2 separate regions of the Homo sapiens genome follow, and region 1 is linked to region 2. A link is an interaction called in ENCODE POLR2A ChIA-PET data of the cell type or tissue named here. Cell type or tissue: GM12878. All regions are shown on one strand. Links, peaks and the distances in the headings refer to the core of each region. The heading gives the core; the rest is flanking DNA.

Region 1 (2,500 bases), core at 1-2,500, 120 kb before region 2:
CTCAGCCAGCTCCTGCTTTCATCACCTCCTGGCAGAAGCCTGCTCCAGCCAGCCTGGGGCAGCTCCAAAAGCAACTATGAGGCCCTGAGGGATGGAGCTAAGGTGACCTCTGTAATGGTCCCAACCTCTGTCCCTAGCTGGGCCAACTTTGTCTGTGGGCAGTCAGGGCACTGTTCCCTCAGGTCTTCACACCCAGGACAGGGCCTCTCGCTGATGCTTCTACTGCCTGGAGGACTGTACTCTCCTGAGTATATTCCTCTGCGTTTTCTAGGGTAGCTTCCTCATTCCCAGAGTGGGCACCCATATCTGGAGGCTGTTGTGTGGGGCACAGAGCCAGGTGCACCATGCTCGCTACTCAGGACATGTATAGTTCCCTCAACCTAAAAACCCCCTATTCCAATGCTTCCCTTAAATGCTTTTCCCCTCAGCCAAACTAGCCACCTCCTCAGGGAAGCCAATCGTGAGCCCCAGCCTGGGGGAGCTCAGGCCTCTATGGAAGGCTTCACCCCTTCCTGCAACACTCCACACACACACTGGGGATGGCCTGCTGGGGCAGAGCGGAGAAGGGAGAGTGGCCAGAGAGGTAGGAGTTAAGTCAGAGAGGCATCATGGGAGCAAAGAAATAGCTAGGGGGGCTGGGGGGTGGACACCGCAGAGTGGTCACGCCTGGAGACCTTGGCTACGTGAAGGTCAGGGGTGGCTTTAGCCAGGGCCTTGTGGTGGAGTGACGGGACTGTTGAAAGCTCGAGGGATGAGGGGAAATGAGAGAACAGACAGTGAATGTAAAAGTTTAGGTCCCACGAGATGTTTTTTAATTATTTGAGCTTGCTTAGATACTGAAGAGAAGAATTCGGAAGGGAAGGTGCCTGCACAGACAGGAATGCAAATGAGTGGCCACTCAGCATCCAGGGAGTAAGGTGAGGGCACTCAGAACATTGGTGGAAGGATCCAAGAGAAAAGGAAGGGCACTTCTGCCATTGGAATAGGGTTCGGGCGGTGGGGGGCAGAAGCAGCACTGGGAGGCATATTATTGGCTTCCACTGTCTTTGTGAAGAAGGTGGGCCACCTGCCCAAGAGGAGGCTGGGGGCAGGAGAGCAATGGTGTTTAAGACGGGAAGGTGGTCTTTGCAGTGCTGGTGGGGTCTGCAGGGTGCTGAGTAGGTAGAGCCAGAGGCTGCCAGGCAGAAAAAAGCTTGAGGCTGGCTAAGAGGGTGAGCATGCAAGCCTGGCAGCAAGGATGACCCCCCACTCAAGGCTGGCTTCCCCAGCTTTCCTCCCGGCAGTGGAGGTAGGGGGAGAGCGGCTCCAGGCTGGAGGCTGCTGGGATTCCTCCAGGGCTGGGGGGCTGCCAGCCGGGTGGGACCATGAGTCGGGCGGCCAAGAGAGCTGCGGATGTTGGCAGAAAAGTGCTCGAATGATGGACCAGGGAACTTCAGTTGGGGAGGGCGGGAAATGAAGACAGAAGGGGTAGCAGGGGAGGAAGCAAGGCCTAGTGTCCCGCTGAGTCTGGAACCCGTGTCCCACAAGGGACTGAGAGTGGGCTGGAGGGCCTGAAGGCTGTGGGTAGAGAGGTGCCTGATTCAGCAATTTCAGGGGTGGAGCAGTTCCAGGTGGTGACATGGGCCTGGGCAGCCATCAGTGGGGATGGCTGAAGTGCAGAGCAGAGGAGCAAAGGAGCAGGTCATTGGAGATGACGAGGTCATGGACCAAGCAGACACAGGCCCTGATGGGCTGACACGTGACTGCTGAGCTCCTTCTGAGTGAGGGGAGGAGTGAGTGGCTGGTAGGACTGGAAGCCACAATCACCCATGAATGGAAGGGGTGGGAAGTGGCAGATTCGGACAGCCTTCCACAGGACAGCACTTGGCTGCTTTAAGCACCCTTGGTGCTTGCAGCCAACCTCCAGCTGTGGTTGTGCAGCCTCAGTCACGCTCAGAGCCCTCTCCAGTTTCATGGCCTGGCAGGCTAAGACCAAGACAGGCCAAAGGCTAGCTGCACAGGCAGGTGGGCCAGTGGGCAGTGGGGTGGGTGATATCTACCCTCTGACCATGGGCATGGGGTCAGGCCTCCTCTGGCCAGCCTAGCTGGCAAGGCCAGAACATTCACCAGGAAGCTGAAGCAGCCTTGTGCAAACAAGTCTCAGGCTGGGCTCTAGCAATAAATGTACTGCTTCCTGGTATGTCCTCAGCTCTGGCTTTGCAGCAAGGAACACAGAGACCAAGGCCAGGGAATGATCAACAGATGGGGAGCTGCAATGTGACCCCTAATGTAGCACCACAAGAGACACCCCATTACCAGCCTCCTGCCCCAGTAGGTCCATGTTGGCATACCTTGATGGAGGCCAGGGCAGCAAGGAGACTCTCAGGAAAGGAGGCCTGTGGCCAGGAGAGGGCCTGCTTCCTAGCTTGGGCATGTTCCCTGGCCCTTCAGGTGTCCCAGCCTCTGACTCCTGCCTGAGAATGGAGCCCTTTGGCTGCAGCACTTCTTGAGCAAGTGGATC
Region 2 (6,462 bases), core at 105-2,604:
GGAAGCCACTTGTGGCTGACTTAAGGCCCTGGGGAGGAATCCTGGGCAGAGCCTTGCAGGCTGGTGCCTCCTGGCCAAAAGTCACCTCTAGAGACTGCTTTTTTTGCTTCAGGGATGCTGCTGCTGTCACAGCCATTCCACATCATCTACGTTATAGACTCCACCTAATTTTTTTAAACTAGACCATCTGTCTGCCTAATTTACCTGTCTTGGCTCCAGATGACTTGACTGTTTTGCCAAAAATTAGGCCCCTCTTCAAACAACTCAGATGCATTATGATTTAAAAAGAACAATAATGGCAAATAATGTGTAACTTTGAAGACCATGGTTCTCAATTGATGTGATTTGTAGGTGGGACATGGTGGCTCACACCTGTAATCCCAGCACTTTGGGAGGCTGAGGCGGGCGGATCACCTGAGGTCAGGAGTTTGAGACCAGCCTGGCCAACATGGTGAGACCCCATCTTTACCAAAAACACAAAAATTAGCTGAGCGTGGTGGCATATGTCTGTTTCTGTAATCCCAGCTACTCAGGAGGCTGAGTCAGGAGAATCACTTGAACCCGGGAGGCGGAGGTTGCAGTGAGTCAAGATCGTGCCGTTGCACTCCAGCCTGGGTGACAGAGTGAGACTTTGTCTCAAAATTAAAAAAAAAAAAAAAAAAAAAAAAAGATTAGTCTTACCACATTTGTTTTGTTGTTCTTGTGGGGTATTTGTTTGTTTTGGAGATGGAGTCTCGCTTTGTCTACCAGGCTGGAGTGCAGGGGCACGATCTCGGCTCACTGCAAGCTCTACCTCCCAGGTTCACGCCATTCTCCTGCCTCAGCCTCCCGAGTAGCTGGGAGGACTACAGGCGCCTGCCACCACGCCTGGCTAATTTTTTGTATTTTTAGTAGAGACGGGGTTTCACCGTGTTAGCAAGGATGGTTTCGATCTCCTGACCTGCCCGCCTCCGCCTCTCAAAGTGCTGGGATTACAGGCGTGAGCCACCGTGCCCGGCCTGTGGGGTTTGTTTGTTTGTTTTAAGACAGGGTCTTTCTCTTTTACCCAGGCTGGAGTGCAGTGGTGTGATCACAGCTCACTGCAGCCTCCACCTCCCTGGCTCAAATGATCCTGCCACCTCAGCCTCCTGGGTAGCTGGGACTAATTTTTTCTAGGTATGGGGTTTTGTCATGTTGCCTAGGCTGGTCTCAAACTCGTGGCCTCAAGCAGTCTGTCTGCCTTGGCCTCCCAAAGTGCTGGGATTAGGTGTGAGCCACCGTGTCCAGCCCATTTTTTTTAAACACCTGTAAACTTTCTGTAGTCTGTCTTCGTATCTTTCCTGCTAGTATCTTTGTGCATTTTCTCAGTGATTTAATATTTGAATGCAAAGTTGTGGCATTGCATATAGACTGCCAAAATACAGTCCAAAGGTGAGGGTTAGGATGGTATTCTTTCACACTTGATCCTTGTTTTTGGTCACTCTTGGAATTTTCAGGGGTAGAAAATTTCATTCCCTTTGAGGTATGCTGGTAATAATAATGGACTCCAGTATGGAAGTGTTGGTTGGACTAAATATGCTAATCACCTATTTGTGTTACTAAAAATTGCCTCTCAACAGAGGAGACTTTAGCTTCATCTAAGTATTAGTGAGTTTTGTGGAGTTTAGCTAATTGTGAGATGGATTTCCTCTTAGAAGATGTACCTCATGTGCCAAATTGCTTGGAAACTTTTTTTTTTTAATACATTTTGATTGAGGCAGTGGCATGATCATAGCTGTTGCCCAGATAGGAGTGCAGTGGCATGATCATAGCTCACTGCAGCCTTGAACTCCTGGGCTCAAGCAGTCTTCCTGCTGCAGCCTCCCAAGTAGCTGGTACTATAGGCGTGTGCCACCATGCCCAGCTGATTCTTTTATTTTTTTGTAGAGACAGGATCCTACTATGTTGCTCAGGCTGGTCTTGAACTCCTGGGCTCAAGCAAGTCTCCCACCTCGGCCTCCCAAAGTGTTGACGTTACAGGTGTGAGCCACCATACTCGGCTTTTTTTTTTTTTTTTTTTTTTTTTGAGACAGGTTGTCACTGTGTTGCCCACACTGCAGTGCAGTGGTGTGATCATGGCTCACTGCAGCCTTGTCCCCCACCTGCCCCAAGCGATCCTCCCACCTCAGCCTTCCAAGTAGCTGGGACCACAGGCACACAACACCATGCCTGGCATATATATGTATACGTGTATATATATATATTTTTTAAGATGGAGTTCACTCTGTCTCCCAGGCTGGAGTGCAGTGGCATGTTCTGGGCTCACTGCAACCCCGGCCTCCCAGGTTCAAGTGATTCTCCTGCTTCAGCCTCGGGAGTAGTTGGGATTACAGGTGCCTGCCACCGTGCCGAGCTAATTTTTGTATTTTTAGTAGAGACGGGGTTTCACCATGTTGGCCAGGCTGGTCTGGAACTCATGACCTCAGGTTATCCACCCACCTCGACCTCCCAAAGTGCTGGGACTACAGACGTGAGCCACCATGCCTGGCCTTTTTTTTGTTGTTGTTCTTCTTCCCTGAGACGAAGTCTTCCTCTGTCACCCAGGCTGGAGTGCAGTGGTGCGATGGTGGCCCACTGCAACCTCCGTCTCCCGGGTTCAACCAGTTCTCCTGCCTCAGCCTCCTGAGAAGCTGGGATTACAGGTGCATACCACCATGCCCAGCTAGTTTTTGTATTTTTAGTAGAGACTGGGTTTCACCACGTTGGCCAGGGTGGTCTCGAACTCTAACCTCATGATCCACCCGCCTGGGCCTCCTAAAGTGCTGGGATTACAGGCGTTAGCCACTGTGCCCGGCCTGCCTGGCTAATTTTTATGTATTTTGTAGAGACGGGGTTTTGCCATGTTGCCCTGACTGGCTTTGAACTCCTAGGCTCGAGCAGTCCTCTGCTGTGGCCTCTCAAAGTGCTGGATTGCTGGTGTGAGCCATCACACCTGGCTATATTATTTGGAAACTCTTTTTTTTTTTGAGACTGAGTCTTGCTCTGTTGCCCAGGCTGGAGTGCAGTGGTGTGATCTTGGCTCACTGAAACCTCTGCTTCCTGGGTTCAAGCGATTCTCCTGCCCCAGCCTCCTGAATAGCTGGGATAACTGGCACACACCACTACGCCTGGTTAATTTTTGTATTTTTTTTAGTAGAGACAAGGTTCCACTATGTTGGTCAGGCTGGTCTTGAACTCCTGACCTTGTGATCCGCCTGCCTTGGCTTCCCAAAGTGCTGGGATTACAGGCGTGAACCACTGTGCCTGGCCTATTTGGAAACACTTAGTTCAAATTTAGCTCTTTATTTCATTTGGGATTTTATTTTATTCTTTTTTTGAGACAGAGTCTCACTCTGTCGCCAGGCTGGAGTGCAGTGGCACGATCTTGGCTCATTGCAGCTCCGCCTCCTGGGTTCAAACGATTCTCCTGCCTCAGCCTCCTGAGTAGCTGGGTTTACAGGCCTGCACCACCATGCCCAGCTAATTTTTGTATTTTTAGTAGAGACGGGGTTTCACTATGTTGGCCAGGATGGTCTCAATCTCTTGACCTCGTGATCCGCCCGCTTTGGCCTCCCAAAGTGCTGGGATTACAGGTGTGAGCCATTGTGCCTGGCCTGGGATTTTCTTTCTTTCTTTCTTTCTTTTTCTTTAGAGGTAGGTTCCACTCTACCTTTGCTTGAAGCTTGACAGTTCATTTTGTAATTTAGGGTGAAAAGATGCCATCTAACAAAGTATTCCGTTATTCGACTAAAAAAACTGTTTCATTGCTATGCTTCTAGGATTTTCAAAGGTCAGTAAAAGCTCCTTTTGCCAGTTATCTTTTTTTTTTTTTAATGAGACGGAGTCTAGCTCTGTCGCCCAGGCTGGAGTGCAGTGGCGCGATCTCGGCTCATTCCAACCTCCGGCTCCTGGGTTCAGGCGATTCTCCTGCCTCAGCCTCCTGAATAGCTGGGATTACAGGCGTGTGCCACCACGCCTGGCTAATTTTTGTATTTTTAGTAGAGATGGGGTTTCGCCATGTTGGTCAGGCTGTTCTCAAACTCCTGACCTCAGGTGATCCACCTGCCTTGGCTTCCCCAGTTATCTTACTAAACTGGAAAGCATAGCCTTTACTTGTGGCATGAACAAACTTAATCAGTAAGACCACTACTTGCTAAAGATACGGAAATAAACTGTTAGAGAGCCATTACTGCAGCCATAAGAATTAATTTTTTTTTTTTTTTTTTGAGACGGAGTCTCGCTGTGTTGCCCAGGCTGGAATGCAGTGGCAGGATCTCGGCTCACTGCAAGCTCCGCCTCCCGGGTTCATGCCATTCTCCTGCCTCAGTCTCCTGAGTAGCTGGGACTACAGGCACCCGCCACCACACCCGGCTAATTTTTTTCTTTGTATTTTTAGTAGAGACGGGGTCTCACGTGTTAGCCAGGATGGTCTTGATCTGCTGACCTCGTGATCTGTCTGCCTCGGCCTCCCAAAGTGCTGGGATTACAGGCGTAAGCCACTGCGCCCAGCCAATAATTAATTTTTTGGTAGTTTGAATATGTGTGCCATTATTTGGTTGCAATATTGCAGTGGAGTGTTTTGTTTTGTTTTTTTTTTTGAGACGGAGTCTCGCTCTGTCGCCCAGGCTGGAGTGCCGTGGTGCGATCTCGGCTCACTGCATGCTCTGCCTCCCAGGTTTGCACCATTCTCAGCCTCCCAAGTAGCTGGTACTACAGGCGCCTGCCACCACACCCGGCTAATTTTTTGTATTTTTAGTACAGACGGGGTTTCACCATGTTAGCCAGGCTGGTCTCGATCTCCTGACCTCGTGATCTGCCCGCCTTGGCCTCCCAAAGTGCTGGGATTACAGGCATGAGCCACCGCGCCTGGCCTTTTTTTTTTTTTTTTTTTTTGAGACAAGATCTCTCACTCTGTCAAGCAGGCTGGAATGCAGTGGCACAATCTCAGCTCAGTACAGCCTCAAACTCCTGGGTGAGTCTCCCACCCTGGCTTCCGAAAGCGTTAAGATTACTGGTGTGAGCCTGGAGTACTATTTTGCTACTTAGAAACCTTTAGTCCTTTATATATTTAGCAAATGTGTGAAAAAATAAATGAATGTTTTGTTATTGGCTTGATGGTGGACATTTATGGAATGGCTCGGTTAGTGACATGACATGAACAGGTGTTTTGTTTCTTTCCCAATTTTTTCTGTCTTCAGTTTTCCCTCATTTTTTTTCATACTATATGCGTATTTGTATGAATTTAGTGTTTCATAAAATGATTTGTGCTTTTCTTTTAGAATGATTACGGACCTGAAGCCAAAGAACAAGATGCGCTAGTGGACAGATTGCTGACCAGGGGCTTGAGAGCTGGGTTCTATTTTCCCTCCTCAAACTGACTTTGCAGCCACGGAGAGGTAAGTGCTATTTCCATTTTTTCTATCTTAAAAATGGTAGTAATATAACCCTCCTGGAGTTGGAGGATTTGTTGGCTAATTCTTGAATATAGGGGATGCAGGATATCAGGTGATTGAGAGCATACAGGCTTCATAATCAGAGTCCTGGGTTTGAAACTCTTTACGATGATATACTAGCTGGGTAATATGGGGCAAGTTACTTTAACCTGTCTACTCCTGTAGTCCTCACTTGTGAGAGAATAACACCACCAATCTCAGAGACTATTCTCCGTTAATGAGAATGTGTTTTGTAAAGCTTTAAGTACTATTCTGAACATGTACATAGAAAGATCCCAGGAAATTGTGGCTGCTTTTCTGTAGAAACCCTTGGAATGTGTATTTTGACTATTGGCAAATGAACTGAAAAGAAAGTCCATGACCTGTGGCTACTTGTAATTTTGATAAGAAACAGATGGAATCCTGTTCTTGGGGAACCTGGTATCCTGGATAAAAATTGTCTTAATTTGAGTTAGCCTAGCTCATTGCCCATTTTGCGTCAGAGTGTGACAGTGATTATCATTTTAATTTAGCCTGTAATTTTTGCTATAAAATATAATGGACATTATATGGAACTTGGAACAGACCTTCTATAAATATTGGAATCTACTATGCTTTGGGATCTCATAAACAACAAAGTGGGATTCTGGTTGTAAAAATTATCTCTTCTCACGGTACCGGAAAGCACATTTTTTTCAGACCCTAGAAAAATGTGAAAATAATTTAATCGTACATGTGTAATGGCAAAAAGGAATGTAGAAGTGGAAATTACAAATGCCAGGATTAGATAAGCTTATGTGAATGAATCATCTAAATGACTACTAAGATTTTTCTTACAAGCTCTGCCTGGAGCAAATAAAGAGAAGGGAATAGGAATGAAAGTTCTGTTATTCTTCAAACCTTTATTTTCCAAATGGGCAACTTGTTATCCTGCTAGATGGGAAGGAGAAGGTCTGTGGTAGTATTCTGTCACTCCAAAAATAACTTACGCCCTGCAGGTTCTTTTAGGAGTGTTGACACAGAGTGCATACCA

The links. ChIA-PET counts read pairs that join two places held together with the same protein. Peaks named below come from ENCODE experiments on the same cell type or tissue, not always from the same donor. Only the 100,000 strongest peaks of a DNase experiment are listed, where the experiment ranks them.
Region 1: POLR2A ChIA-PET joins it to region 2 with 5 read pairs; 3 of 35 experiments call an interaction of 5 or more read pairs at or near these places.

What each region holds. Positions count from the first base shown.
Region 1 is chr16:67,449,908-67,452,407 of GRCh38, forward strand. The region is part of intron 2 of ATP6V0D1 (ATPase H+ transporting V0 subunit d1); the gene reads right to left. Among named protein-coding and RNA genes, the nearest start is that of HSD11B2, 20 kb to the left of the region's middle. RefSeq lists an enhancer at 1,679-2,362. In GM12878, for the core only: no CTCF peak of the experiment used is centred there; no DNase peak of the experiment used is centred there.
Region 2 is chr16:67,565,872-67,572,333 of GRCh38, forward strand. CTCF (CCCTC-binding factor) reads left to right here. Exons shown (of 12, transcript NM_006565.4): 2 at 5,277-5,393. Among named protein-coding and RNA genes, the nearest start is that of CTCF, 6.6 kb to the left of the region's middle. In GM12878, for the core only: no CTCF peak of the experiment used is centred there; no DNase peak of the experiment used is centred there; H3K4me3 peaks cover 1,498 bases; H3K27ac peaks cover 1,513 bases.